Linked DNA regions of Homo sapiens: region 1 is linked to region 2. A link is a loop called in an ENCODE intact Hi-C map of the cell type or tissue named here. Cell type or tissue: chondrocyte. All regions are shown on one strand.

Region 1 (8,000 bases), 64 kb after region 2:
GCCAGACCCTTTGCCAAACTGGATCGAGCTCCTACTGTGTTCTTTGCTAAACTTGCTGCTGCAGTCCTAAGAATTTAAACACTCAAAAGCGTCCTCCTTAATTTATTTATGTGTTTGTGTGTGTGTGTGTGTGTGTGTGTGTGTGTGTGTGTATGTATGTTTCATATATCTTATCAACCAAGGTTTGTTTTCCAAATTCTCTAAACTCAGACAGGAATTCAGGCGTTCCCACATAATAGTCAGCAACATAAGTCAGAACTCATGGTTCTTCCATGTCCACCAGATCTAGGGAGGGTTCTGGAATATGGGATTCAGTCTCTTTAATCAAGAACCTGGGAGAGAGGGACTGTACCTTCAGGGGCCCAGAAATTAGTACCATGAGGCTGAAATCTGTTCTTTAGTCTGCTGGTTTATGATGAAGAGGGCGACCAAGAAAAAATAGTATTTCCCTTAGCATTTATCAAAACCCATGACCCAAATCCCGGTTACTGCCTGGTTTTGAAAATGAAGTTTTATTGAAACCCAATCACATGTAAAGCCTAGTCATTGCAACAGAAACCATAAGGCCTGCAAAGGCCAGTATGTTTATTATCTGGCCTTTTACAGAACAAGTTTGATGGCACCTAGTCTAGACTGTCTGGAGACAGATAAGAAGGGCAGAGAAGGCTGGGTGCAGTGGCTCACACCTGTAATCCCAGCACTTTGAGAGGCCGAGGAGGGTGGATCACGAGGTCAGGAGTTCGAGACCAGCCTGGCCAATATGGTGAAACCCCTTCTCTACTAAAAAATACAAAAATTAGCCAGGTGTGGTGGTGGGTGCCTGTAGTCCCAGCTACTCAGGAGGCTGAGGCAGGAGAATTACTTGAACCCAGGAGGCGGAGTTTGCAGTGAGTCGAGTTCGCGCCACTGCACTCTAGCCTGGGCAACAAAATGAGACTCTGTCTCAGAAAAAAAAAAAAAAAAAAGAAGACTTAAAGTTGGTTGTCCAGTTCTCCTAAGAGAAGGGAGAAGATGAAGATGAGAACAAGAAGAAAGAAAGACAAATAGTGTGGGGAAGGAAAAAGGGATAGAGATATATGAGGGAGAAATTAGAGGGGGAAAAAAGGAGAAGGAGGTGGTAATAATAAAGGATAAAGAAGAGAAAAGAAGGCCAGGCATGATGGCTCATGCCTGTAATCCCGGCACTTTAGGAGGCCAAGGTAGGTGAATCACTCGAGGTTAGGAGTTTGAGACCAGCCTGGCCAACATGGCAAAACCCCATTTCTACTAAAAATACACAAATCAGCCAGGCATGGTGGTAGGTACCTATAATCCCAGCTACTCTGGAGGCTGAGGCAGGAGAATCACTTGAACCCAGGAGGTGGAGGTGGCAGTGAGCTGAGATCCACACCACTGCACTCCAGCCTGGGCAACAGAGCAAGACTCCATCCCAAAAAAAAAGAAAAAAAATAGAGTCAAAAAGTAAGGAGAGAGAAGAGAAAGGAAGAGAGAGAAAAAAGGGAGGAGTAAAGGGAGAGAGAGGCAAAGAAAGAAGGAGTGGGAGAGGTAAGAAATGTTTGCTAAGTGATAGTTCAGGCAATGTTTAGCCTGTGCATCCACAGAGCAGGCTAGTTTTATTAAACTGAGAATTAGCCATGCTGCAGATGAAATTGAAGATGTCTCAGAGCCATCCGTGCTTCTCCTCGGCTCCGGTGTGTTGGTACAAGGCACAGACCACCAGATGACTCACTCCTGCCTTGGAGATGTCTAATCTGTCTTTCGATGGCTTCCCTGCCAGCAATTCTTCCTGACATAGGTCCCTGTGTCCTCAGATGACTCAGCAACACCCATTACAACCAGCAGCCTCAGCCCAATTAAAGAGATAAATGCAAAGTAAAAATAGAGGGGAGAGGAACTGCAGAGCATCTGAAAACCTCGTTTGAGAGGATGGGACAGTTTTCCATTTCTCCACATGGAAGTAGTTCAACAGCTACCATGATTGTTATAGATATTTGTCATAATAAGTAACACGAGAAGGATAACTACATGTCACAAAATCATCTCAGTCCTTGTATGTATTTATCCATGAAGAGAGCCAAACTCTGTAAAATATTCGAAGAAATCTATTCTGAGCCAAATGTGAGGGCCATGACCCAGGACACAGCCCCCCAGGAGGTCCTGAGAACAAGAACATGTGCCCAAGGTGGTTGGGCTACAGCCTGGTTTTACATGTTTTAGGGAGACAAAAGACATCAATCAATACCTGTGAGGCATGCATTGGTGCAGTCTGATAGGGCGGGATAACCCGAAGTGGGGTAGAGGGTGGGGCACAAGTAAAAGGTAGAGTCAAAGTCCAAAGATTTTCTGATTTGCAATTGGTTGAAAGAGTTAAATTATTATAGAAATGCCTGGAATCAAGAGAAAGGACTTTCTGGGTTAAGAGAAGGAGTTGTGGAGACTAGGGTTCTTATGTGCATGAAGCCTCAGTGTTTCTATTCAGACCTCTAAAAGATGCTGGATTCTCAGATAGTCTCTTCAAGATTGGGAGGGCCTGGAATGGGGAAAGATCTTGTTATGTTAATAGAGAATATATATATAAGATGCATTTTTCCCCAACAAGAATGGCTTTGCAGGCCATTTAAAAATACGGCAAAGAAACATATTTGGAGGTAAAATATTTTGACTTCCTCCTTTATCTGTCATGTGATGTTCTGCCAAAGTTGGAAACTAAGCCATGTTATATAGCATGGAATAAAACCCCTCTGACAAGACTTTATTGTCTGTAGGATGTGACTCTTCAGGTCCCTTAGATAGGGCTTTGGGCAAGAGAAGAAAATGGTCGGAGTTTGGTCCTTATATTAATTTCATTTGCCCCTCACAATGACTAAATGGCATGGAGTTATAATTATTCATTCCTATTTACATATGAGGAAACTGAGTCACAGGTCAGTTAAGTAAGGTGTCCAGGATTATCCAGCTAAGTGGGAGATCTGAGATTGGTACAATTGGTACCTATGCAGGAGGGCGCCAGGATCTTTGCTTTAATCTTTACATGATGTTACTTCTTTAGCTGCTATAAACCCTCATAGACATCTTGGAAGACAGGTGGTTTTCTCATCTGGAAAGGGGCAAGGCTGTGATTTAAACACAGGTAGGTCACACCCCAGAGTCAGTGCTCCTTCCTCTTTTACTAATGAAACAGCATCATTACCCTGCAGAAGGTACTGGGCAAAATCACTTTGCGACAGAAGTTTAGGGTGGGAGAGAAAATGACCTACACTTTTTTTCCATTGTTCATGGTGAAGGAGACTCGTCCATGCCTCAGGCCCCAGCACCGTGGGAGCAGGCCCAGCCTAATTTTTGAGATCATTCAACCCTGCCAGTTTGGGGAAAACTAAGGACCCAGAAGCAGGAGATGAGAAGGAATGAAACAAGGACAGAATGTAATTAAGAGAAGTCAGATGTTTGGCCTCGATACAGGCTTGCAAAGCAGCCTCTCCAGGTTCACAAAGACCTGTCTTGGTTGCTGGAATTGCTTGTTCCCCACAGAGCTTCTTGGAGCTGCATAATCTCCAGAATTTCAGAAAGTTATTGTTCCTTGCTAAACGTGTTTTAATCAAATTGAGACTTCAAAGGCAGAAATCACAGTTGGGGATGAGCTGGGCTAGTCTGTAAATTACTAACTTTCTAATCAAGTTAGGAAGAACTGGGTGCCATTGACAACCCCCTTCCCATGTATTCACCCATTTGTTCATTCATTCATTCTCCCTTCTAGTCATCGATTCAACAAAGAACAACTGAGCAGCTTTTAAACTCCAGGTGGTGGGATATAAAAATGATTAAACACTCCTGCTCTATTGCCCTTGCCTATGGAGATGCTTTTGACATTTTGCATCCAATAGAATCACTTGGCAAGAAAATACAGACACCTAATTTTCACCTCCTGTGGGGCATTTCTACATCCTTTCTGGGTGATTCTAATACACATTAAGGGTTTTTTTTATTGAAACTTATACTTTTTATCTAGTGTTCTAAATTGAATCTCCATGTACATAATTTTATAATATTTTATAACTTTTAAGTGAAAATTCTTAAAGCAGGCATTTGCTCCCTTTACATTATATATATATATATTTAATTATACTTTAAGTTTTAGGGTACACGTGCACAACGTGCAGGTTTATTACATATGTGTACATGTGCCATGTTGGTGTGCTGTACCCATTAACTCGTCATTTAACATTAGGTATATCTCCTAATGCTATCCCTCCCCCCTCCCCCCACCCCACAACAGTCCCCAGAGTGTGATGTTCCCCTTCCTGTGTCCATGTGATCTCATTGTTCAATTCCCACCTATGAGTAAGAACATGTGGTGTTTGGTTTTTTGTCCTTGCGATAGTTTGCTGAGAATGATGGTTTCCAGCTTCATCCATGTCCCTACAAAGGATATGAATTCATCATTTTTTATGGCTGCATAGTATTCCATGTTGTATATGTGCCACATTTTCTTAATCCAGTCTATCATTGTTGGACATTTAGGTTGGTTCCAAGTCTTTGCTATTGTGAATAGTGCTGCAATAAACACACGTGTGCATGTGTCTTTATGGCAGCATGATTTATAATCCTTTGGGTATATACCCAGTAATGGGATGGCTGGCTCAAATGGTATTTCTAGTTCTAGATCCCTGAGGAATCGCCACACTGACTTCCACAATGGTTGAACTAGTTTACAGTCCCACCAACAGTGTAAGTGTTCCTATTTCTCCACATCCTCTGCAGCACCTGTTGTTTCCTGACTTTTTAATGATTGCCATTCTAACTGGTGTGAGATGGTATCTCATTGTGGTTTTGATTTGCATTTCTCTGATGGCCAGTGATGATGAGCATTTTTTCATGTATCTTTTGACTGCATAAATGTCTTCTTTTGAGAAGTGTCTGTTCATATGCTTCACCCACTTTTTGATGGGGTTGTTTGTTTTTTTCTTGTAAATTTGTTTGAGTTCATTGTAGATTCTGGATATTAGCCCTTTGTCAGATGAGTAGATTGCAAAAATTTTCTCCCATTCTGTAGGTTGCCCGTTCACTCTGATGGTAGTTTCTTTTGCTGTGCAGAAGCTCTTTAGTTTAATTAGATCCCATTTGTCAATTTTGGCTTTTGTTGCCATTGCTTTTGGTGTTTTAGACATGAAGTCCTTGCCCATGCCTATGTCCTGAGTGGTATTGCCTAGGTTTTCTTCTAGGGTTTTTATGGTTTTAGGTTTTTTGTTTGTTTGTTTTTTTTTTTTGGTTGTTGTTGTTGTTAGAGTTTTGCTCTTGTAGCCCAGGCTGGAATGCAGTGGTGAGATCTCGGCTTACTGTAACCTCTGCTTCCTGGGTTCAAGCAATTTTCCTGCCTTAGCCTCCCGAGTAGCTGGGATTACAGGCACCCACCACCACGCCTGGCTAATTTTTGTATTTGTAGTAGAGACTGGGTTTTGCCATGTTGGCCAGGCTGGTCTTGAACTCCTGACCTCAGGTGATCCACCCACCTCGGCTTCCCAAAGTGCTGGGATTAGAGCTGTGAGCCACCACACCCAGCCATATAATTCTTTTTAAAAAACTTTTGTTGGAAGTTCATGGGTACATGTACGGGTTTGCTATATAGGTAAACTTGTGTCATGGGGGTTTGTTGTACAGATTATTTCATCACCCAGGTATTAAGCCCAGTACCCATTATTTGTTTTTCCTGATCCTCTCCCTCCTCCTATCCTCCACCCTCCATTAGGCCCCAGTGTGTGTTGCTCCCTTCTATATGTCTATGTGTTCTCATCCTTTAGCTCTCCCTTGAAAGTGAGAACATGGGGTATTTGGTTTTCTGTTCCTTTGTTAGTTTACTGAGAATAATGGTCTTCAGCTCCATCCATAAGGTTTAAGAATCACTCTTTAAAGTAACAATATTTACCATTTAGAAACATTTTATCCTGTGATTGGCAGACGTTGAGTACACATATCAGTTGCCATCCAATCACTCAGTTGGGGTCCATGATATTGAATCTTTGCCCTGAGTTTTATTCATTCTCTTTCTCTCAGGGCTTCTAATTGGGTTTACACAGAGCCCTTGGTGATTGTGAAAACTAGAGGCATAAATGGTTTGGCACTTCTAAGCGTTAGTCCACATGCCAACCACAATAAAGAACATAGGAGATATGAGGGTAGGCTATGAATGGAAGACGTAGTCAGATAAGCTTTAATGTTAAGCTTCCTCATCCAGGAAGGATCGAAATAGACATGAAAGCCTTTATTGCTTCCAAAGATTTCATTTTCATTTATTGACTATAATAACAGTGTTAAAAATAAAGCAGGCAAAACTGAAAACCCCACATTTGGGTAAAGACTGAGCCAGCACTTCTATCGATTAAATCGGATCTGGAACTAGATTTGGACGCAATGGCTATCCTGATTCCTTATACGTGTAGACGGGGTCTCATGTGAAACCACGGGGAAAGTGCAGCTAAAGACCGTTGATTGAGTCTAATTTTTTATGTGGATTTCATTATTGCTCCCACGTATGTGGGTGACTTTTGCATGTACATAAACCTCATGTATACACAAAGATAATACACTGATGATATAGACATCAGAAGGGGGTGATCATTAATAACCATTCTGATGCCCCAACAACTAAGTCACTTACTCTCCTATGACCCAAAAACTGTCTAGGGCAAACCATTTATTCAGAAATGCAACGTTTTCAAATAAGAGATATGTCAGTTCTAAGCATAGATTAGCAATAAAGGACTTAACTGCTTCTCCATTGGCCTGTGACCAGATGATACCATAAAAATTAGACTTGTTTATTTCCCTCCTAATTTTAACTAGAGACATATTTGGAATAATAATGGAACAGTACTTATTAAGAAACAGATAATATCCATAAATATCCTGGAGAGCCACTGAGTCTTCCTCAGTGGTAAAACTCCAGGGGATTTAATCTGCGTAAATTTGCAGTGAATTCCCTAATGGGCCTGTTGAGATTCAGAATCTTAGTGTCTGTTATCAATCCAACACCAGGATTAGTACAAGGTCAGCATGCCAGGCCCATGCCTGACAAGCAGTGAATTGCTCAAACCAGAGAAAGTCAAATGTCAAGAGAACCATCAAAGTGGAAATAAGATATAATGAATGGCTTGTTGGTAAGTCAAACATTGATGTCACATAGGCTCGTGCAAAATTTATGGCATGGATAAACAGTGGCCCCAAATCCCTCTCAGTCTATATTTTTTAAACACTTTAATTTGGAAAGGCAATATATTATATATACAGTTGTCCCTCAGTATTGTGGAGGATTGGTTTGAGGGTCTCCTACAGACACCAAAATCTGTGGATGCTCAAGTTCCTGATATAAAATGGTGTAGCATTTGAATATAATCTATGCACATCTTATACTTTAAATCATCTCTAGTTTACTTATAATACCTAATGCAATATAAATGCGATCTAAATAGTTGTTACACCGTATGGTTTAGGAAACAATGACAAGAAAAAAAAGTCTGTATATGTTTAGTGCAGACACCATTTTCTCCCCAAAATATTTTCAATCTGTGATCATTTGAATTCACAAATACAGAAAGGGCTGACTGTACATATAATCACCCCAATCTACTACTTTAACATAATTGTTTTTAATTTATGTATTATCTCCTGATCCCTGTTACTTGCAGACACATTTCTTTAATTATAATTATTGGTTATATATACTTTTATAGTCCATGATTTTTCACTTATTATTACATTTTAAGCATTCTTATGTAACTATACTATCTGCTTTCACAATTATTTTAATTTTTTGCATAAAATGTCATCATCTTTATTAAACCAGAAACCATTACATTATTTTCCAAATGCTACACATTTTGATATTTGGCTAGTATAGATAACGATGGAAGAAATTTCTTCATGCCTATTTCTTTTTTCTTTTGAACTATTTGCAACAAACTCTTAGATGTAGAATTTAAAGGTTACTGGTTCTAAAGATCTCTAGG
Region 2 (8,000 bases):
AAAACTACCCATTAAGTCCCTCCATGTGGCATGCCCTGAGTTAGAAGCTGTGGACATAGAAACCAATCATTACGCATATAAAATTCCTGGTAGACTGGGAAATCATAGTCTCATAAGTAAAACATATACATAAACACATAGATTATTGTAGATTATTGAGGTATAATATTGTGAAGCAAATGATGTTTAGATATTTAAATCAAATTAAGGATTTATGAATAAATTATATAATGGGTTTTTTTGCTGTAATATAGAAGGAGTGAGTGGGAGTATAAATGAAACAAGATTGGTCATGAGTACTAATTATTGAAGCTGGACATTGGGAATACGGAGGTTCATTATATGATTCTACTCTTAAATACATTTGAACATTTCCATAATTAAAAAAAAATTGGAGTAGGCAAAGAAGCTTCCATCTTCAGGCAGGTTATATATGGACATATATCCATGGTGACTTCTATAAATCTTTTTCCATTCTGGCCATTGAACTTGATTGACTCTTAGTCCATTTGGGTTGCTGTAACAGAATACCATAGACTGGGTGGCTTATAAACCACAGAAACTTGTTTCTCATGCTTCTGGAGACTGGGAAGTCCAAATCAAGGTGCCAGCAGATTTAGCGTCTGGTGAGAGCTGCTTCCTGGTTCATAGACAGCAATCTTCTTGTTGCATACTGATATGGTGGAAAAGGCAATGGGTCTCTCTGGGGCCTCTTTCATAAAAGCACTAACCCCATTCATGAGGGCTCCACCTTCATGACCTAATCAGCTCCCAAAGACCCCTCCTCCTAACACCACCACATTAGGGGTTAGGATTTCAACCTATGAATTTTGGAGGGACGCAAATATTCAGTCTGTAGCAAACCCTTAAGGTAAATCCCAACTTCTTAATAGAGCCTACAAGGCTTTGCATTTTCTGGTCTCCACCTATCTGGAGTGCTCTTTCCTTCTCTGCTCCTCCACAATTCCTTCCCACAACTGCCACGATGCAACTCATCCTGAATTTCCAATTTCAGCTTAAGTGTCACCTCCTCAGGGAAGATGTCTCTGATATCTTTTCTCCTATATGCTCTCTTAGACCCATGTTTCATTTCTTCCTCCCAATTTGTATGAACATATGTTTTTGTGTAATCATTTGACTCATGTGTCTTCTCAATTAGCACAAAAATTTCATGCAAGCAAACATTTTATCACTTCCATTACAGTATTCTCAGTGTCTAGCACAGTGCTTGGAACCTAGTAACCACTCAACACATATTTATGGAATGAATGACTCTGCTAAACCTGTCTACAAACACTGGCCTCAGTTATAGTCCCTTGTAAATAGGAATATAGGCAGGGAAAGTGAAGAATGTCTGTTCTCCTTTATCTGGTATATACGATTTAGTAGTTGAGATTTTTGGTGTTTGCAGTGGGGTGCCGAAGGGTCTATCAGATGAGAAAAGAAGGTAAGAGCTCTTGGGACCTAGGGCAGTGTTGACACAGCAGCTTCAGCTCCTGATCGAGTTCTCTCTACCTACCACTCATCTTCAACCTCCTTGGCTGACCCATGGATACTTGGATGTGTCAGGAACAGGGAGTAGAACTTGGAGAAGATTTAGGAAGTTATTGCACTCTGGGGGCTCATAAACCTTTGCAACTTTTCTCTCCATGAGCGAGCGTTGGACTGAAACTTTTGCCTGACTCCCATGGTGTGGGGGTTGTGATGTGGTCAATGACATCACCAAAGATTCTGCTAGTCTTTGCCTTAATTTACATTATCTTGGGACTTTAGGAAACATGTCTGCAAGGAAGGAAGAGTGTTGGAGCTATAACGTGGTTACTGTAGCTCAATTCACAGAAACACTGTACATAGCGAGAAAGCACCTTTGGGTTCAGAAAGCCCCACGTTATAACTCTGGTTCCACCACTTATTGCTGTGTGAGTTTGTGCAAGTCACATAACCTCTCTGTGTTTCAGTTTCCTGAACTACGAAGTTGGAATAATAATGCTTACCATGTAGAGTTTGTAGGAATTAAACTAAGTGGTGATATTGGCACATTTCCTGACTGTACAGGAGTGCTCAAAAGTTATGTCATTGAGGTTATAATATAAAATGCTACGGTGGAGATATGCGCAAAGTTCTATATTACTAGGGAAAGCAGGAATGATTTTACAGGTAAGGTGACAGTTCAGTTATGTTTTAAATGTTAACAACAATAGTAAAATAATAGCAGCCACCATATGTGTTACATGCCATGTCAGGTTTTGTGCTCTATATTTTTGGTACTTTTTGGCTCATTCAAACCTTACTGCAGTCTTCAAGGTCATACCCTGTTGCTCTCTTCATTTTACAAATGGAGAAAGTGAAGCTCAGAGAGGTTGAATGACTTTCCCAAGGCTACTCAGCTAGTGGATGAAGCCAGGATTTACACTTAGTTCTGTTTGACTTCAAAAGCCATTCTCTTACCCACTGAACTACCCACCCTCTCTCGAAGGTTGTGTTTGAGTCTTCCAAGGCAAATGGAAAGAAAAGGGATTGGTATAACATGTTCCAAAAGGAAACACTTGTATATTTCTTTATCTATTTGCATATTTCAGTATTTTTGGTTTGATCTATGTCGTACAACTGACTGACAGTTCCAAGAAGGCAAGAGTCATTCTGTTTTAGCCATCATTATTCCTAGGCTGGCACTGGGACATCGTAGGTCTTCAATAAATCTATGTCGAATGAATGAAGAATTTGATGCGCTCAGCATTCTCCCCAGCCTGTTACATATCATAGCGTGAATAAATGAACATGTGTGTGTGTGTTTAACCAAATTGCTCTACTCGCCATCCTATCTTAAAAAGAAATGTATCAGCAATGCTGGACAATTTTGTAATTAGCCACAGGAAATGTTTCTTTATAGCCAGCAAAAATTTTCCAGCCCATATGATGAGGTAATCTTAGAGAGCACTGATTCTTTTCTCTCCTCCCACCCTGTCACCTCTCCTGGTGTCCGGCATGTTTGAATTCTCTTTAAGGGTTTGAGATTCATTTCTGGTGACACTTAAACATTACAGGAGGAGAGGTGAGTGGGTCTGGTCAACACAGACAAGCCTGGATTTGGCACTTAGCTTTTCACACGAGGTGTTTTCCTCGAGGTTGGTATTACAAATAAAGCGGTGACCTGTGGTGTCAAGCAATGGCGTGTGGGAGCAGGAGGAGAAGGGAGAAAGAGCGGTGCGGGGGCAGCTTCCTCCCAGCGTGTATGTGAATAGCGCCAATAAGCTGTCAAATAAAATTAAGGTTCAAAATATACAGCCTTCAATTTGATTGCACTAAGATGCCGACTGCTGCTCCGAGGGAATACAATCGATTCTATTTTGACAGGTCTTGATGTACGCTAAGCAGTGACAGTCTCCCCTCTGTGCAGGATTAATAAAAGTTCACCTTAATTTGCAACTTAAATAGAACTGTATCTGGGGTCAAAATGATGCTTTTAATTTCCCCACCTGCTCCATCTCTTCTCTGTGTTGTCTCAACCCCCACTCCTCTTCTTTTCACTCTCTAGCTTCATCTTCCTCTCCCTTTTTCTCTTTTCCTTCATCTTAGCACCTTTTTCTTCTTTCTCCTTTTCACTTTCTCTCCTTTATACTTAGAAACAATATGGAGTACCTATGTTGTGCTTTTGCCTTTCATGCATTGCTTTATTGAATTCCCATGGCATCCTTAGGAAGTAGGGGGAATTGTGTTCATTATACAGATGAGAAAACAGAAGATCTTAGGATTAAGAGCTTGCCTAGTACAGCTAGTAAGTGGTACAGTGGGAGAATCAAACCCAGACCTCTCTGATTCTAAAAGTCTATGCTGTTTCCTTGCCATCCGTGGTCCTGAACTCTGGCAGAACATTAGAACCACCTGCGGGGCTGTAAAGGTATCAGTGCCTGGGCACTGCCTCCAGAGATGCAGGTTGATTCCTCTGGGGATGAGGGCGGCTGGGATGGAGAACTGCCCTATATTCTGTTTTCTCTTTATGCCCGTTTGTCTTAGCACAGAAGTAGATGCATATGTTGAGATATGTGGCAGAAAGGCCCTTGAGACGGATGGATGTCTCTGGCAGGGAAAGGATTTGCCTCTCCAGAAATCAGCGGCGGAAGAAAGCACAGCTGTGTCTTTGTGTTTGTGCTGCAGGTGGGCAAGTGGGAGAACCATACGCTGAGCCTGAGGCACGCCGTGTGGCCCAGGTACAAGTCCTTCTCCGACTGTGAGCCGGATGACAACCATCTCAGCATCGTCACCCTGGAGGAGGCCCCATTCGTCATCGTGGAAGACATAGACCCCCTGACCGAGACGTGTGTGAGGAACACCGTGCCATGTCGGAAGTTCGTCAAAATCAAGTGAGTGGCAGGAATGCTGTCACCTGAACGTGCCCAACCCTTTGAAATAGCATGGATCATCGATAGTAACAATATGTGTACTTGAATCACAAAATGTCATAGAAAATACACGTCGTTATAGTAGGTATAATACAATAATCAATTTAAAAAAGACTTAGATAAATTCCTAGAGATGTGCCACACTTGCATTCATTTAATTCCACCAGCAATATGAGGTGAGTAGTTTTGCCCATTGTAAATATGATAAAACCGAGTTATGGGAAGATTATGAAACATGTTCAAAGCCATCTAGCTAGGAAATGGAAGAGGTAGGACTCAAACAGTGGTCCAACTGACTCCACAGACATGTTTTTAACCCTTAGGTTGAATCAATCCTCCCCTTCAGTCTTTCTAGTTTAATTTAATTTATTCATTTATTTATTTTTGAACATACATATTCAAAAAATATCTTTATATTTTTAATATAGAAAACATTTTTGTATATTAAAATAAATATAAAACATATCTTAATATATTAAAATATAAAACATTATATATAAATATATAGAAATTATATATTTTATATATTTAAATATATAAAACAGTATATTTTATATATTTAAATATATAAAACAGTGTATTTTATATATTTAAATATATAAAACAGTATATTTTATATATTTAAATATATAAAACAGTGTATTTTATATATTTAAATATATAAAACAGTGTATTTTATATATTTAAATATATAAAACAGTGTATTTTATATATTTAAATATATAAAACAGTGTATTTTATATATTTAAATATATAAAACAGTGTATTTTATATATTTAAATATATAAAACAGTGTATTTTATATATTTAAATATATAAAACAGTGTATTTTATATATTTAAATATATAAAACAGTGTATTTTATATATTTAAATATATAAAACAGTGTATTTTATATATTTAAATATATAAAACAGTGTATTTTATATATTTAAATATATAAAACAGTGTATTTTATATATTTAAAATATTATAAAACAGTGTATTTTATATATTTAAAATATTATAAAACAGTGTATTTTATATATTTAAAATATTATAAAACATATATTTTATGTATTAAATATATAAAACACCATATGTTTTTATATATTAAAAATATAAAAGATCATATATTTTTATACATTAAAATATGTAAAACATCATATTTTATACATTAAAAATATAAAACATCGTATTTTTATATATTAAAAATACATATGGTTGGACACAGTGATTCACATCTATAATCTCAGCACTTTGGGAGGCCAAGCTGGGCAGATTACTTGAGGTCAGGAGTTGAAGACCAGCCTAGGCAACATGGCTAAACCCTGTCTTTCTTAAAAGTACAAAAATTAGCCAGCTATGGTGGTGGGCGCCTGTGATCCCAGCTACTCAGGAGGCTGAAGCATGAGAATCACTTGAATCTGGGAGGTGGAGGTTGCAATAAGTCGAGATCGAGCCACTACACTCCAGCCTAGGCAACAGAGTGAGACTCTGACTCAAAAATAAATAAATAAATGAAAATAGAAATATATAAACATTATACATTTTTATATATTGAGATATATAAAACATATATTTTTACATATTTTATATATAAACTATTTTTATATATAAACTATATGTTTATAGATAAAATATATAGTTAATGTACAAGTTTATATATAAAATATATATTTATATGTTAAAATATATAAAACATTTTCATATATTAACATATAGAAACCAATATATTTTTATATATTAAAAATATATAAACCATATATTTTCATGTTAAACATATATAACATATATATTTTTATATATATATAAAACATATAAAAATAAGGCCTGTTTTGGTTTGGAGAAAATTTTATCAATGAGGTCACAAATGTCAGCCTCTTTGAAGTTGAAATCCTGAATACATCATGGAATAAATAAATATGCCCCTACTGTTATGTTAGAAATGTATAAAACGTATGTTTTTATATGTTAAAAATGTATAAAACATTATATATTTTTATGTGTTAAAAATATATAAAACATTACATATTTTTGTTAAAAAATATAAAACATATATTTTTATGTGTTAAAAATATATAAAACATATATTTTTATGTGTTAAAAATATATAAAACATTATATATTTTTATGTGTTAAAAATATATAAAACATTAATTTTTTTTATATAATGACAGGGTCTTGCTCTGTCCCCCAGGCTGGAGTGCAGTGGTGTGATCACGGCTCACTGCATTCTTGAACTCCTAGGCTCAAGTGTTCTTCTCACCTCAACCTCCTGAATAGCTGAGACTACAGGCCTGTGCCACCATGTCTGGCTCATGTTTTAATTAATTTTTTTTTTTAGAGACAAGAGTCTTGCTATGTTACTCAGCCTGGTCTCAAGCTCCTGGCCTTAAGTGATCCTCATGCCTTGGCCTCCTGAGTCACTGGGATTATAGATGTGAGCCACTGTGTCCGGCTTCCTTTAGTCTTTTTAAAAATAATTATTTAGTTTCCACTTTTCTGGCTGTCCCTTTCCTTCCCCCCACACATTCTTCTTCCATCTCTTTTATAGATCCCAGATCTATGCTTCTCAAGAAGGTTAAAAACGTCTCTCCATTTGGGAGTGAACACACACCTTGCATGTTACTTTCTGATACAATCCAGGTGCAAATGGAACTTCTGGCAGTTTCTCAGCTCAGCAACAGCCAGCAGGCACTGCATCTGTGTCATTTCTCCTTTTGTTATGATTGAAGAAAGAGCTGGCATTGTCCATTATGAGGTCCCCTTAATCTACAAACCCTCTGGGGACACAGAAACCTCCATGGCCACCTCCAAGGCCCTGATCCTGGTATTTCCTAATGCAAACATAAGCAAAAACACCACCTCACAGGAGACTCACAGAAGAAAAAGGCCTGCTGTTGGAAACTTTATTTGTTTTCTGAGTCTTTTCTGATCTGTTTCTTTTACCTAATTCTTACTCATCCTTTAAGTGTAGCTCCTGCGTCCCCAAGCTGGGTTAGCTCTTCCTACTTCCACAGTACCTGGGTGTATCTCTCTCTACCCTCATCACCTGTCTTTACAGTGTATAGTTTGTCTTCTCCCTGGCTTCTGAGCCACCTACATATAGGGAATGTGACTTATTAATATTTGCACCCTCAGTTACAAGGGCACAGCATGACACACCAATGTTTGTTTCATGACTAGGAAGAGAGATTTTTACTTCCTCGTTTCAAACTCCAGTCTCAGCTATTATCACACAAGATGCAAGTGCCCAGATCTCAGTCCTTGAGATCAGGATTTTAAAGATATAATATGTGATTGCTAAATGTATTGTGAAGGCCTGTTTTGGTTTGGAGAAAATTTTATCAGTGAGGTCACAAATGTCAGCCTCTTTGAAGTTGAAATCCTGAATACATCATGGAATAAATAAATATGCCCCTCCTAAAAAGGCCCTTGCTTTCTCCAGTGTCCCCACTGTGGCTCCCTGGGATGAAGTTTTTTTTTGATAAGCAGTCCCCCAGCCTCCACTCTCCTGGAGATGAGGAAGAGGTGGGGCCCACCAAGGAAGGGCAAGTGTACATCCCATGATTCATGATTCATAATTCATCATGATTCATAATTGTGTGAAACAGACCA

Evidence for each region. Hi-C counts contacts between places; a loop is a spot of excess contacts. Peaks named below come from ENCODE experiments on the same cell type or tissue, not always from the same donor. Only the 100,000 strongest peaks of a DNase experiment are listed, where the experiment ranks them.
Region 1: it touches region 2 in a loop (3-fold over the local background); 3 of 110 quality-filtered maps call a loop at or near these places.

The regions. Positions count from the first base shown.
Region 1 is chr16:9,781,706-9,789,705 of GRCh38, reverse strand. All of the region lies in intron 11 of GRIN2A (glutamate ionotropic receptor NMDA type subunit 2A), which reads left to right. Among named protein-coding and RNA genes, the nearest start is that of LINC01195, 330 kb to the right of the region's middle. In chondrocyte, no CTCF peak of the experiment used is centred here; no DNase peak of the experiment used is centred here.
Region 2 is chr16:9,846,117-9,854,116 of GRCh38, reverse strand. GRIN2A (glutamate ionotropic receptor NMDA type subunit 2A) reads left to right here. Exons shown (of 13, transcript NM_001134407.3): 5 at 4,156-4,361. Among named protein-coding and RNA genes, the nearest start is that of GRIN2A, 330 kb to the left of the region's middle. In chondrocyte, no CTCF peak of the experiment used is centred here; a DNase peak (open chromatin) is centred at 4,249.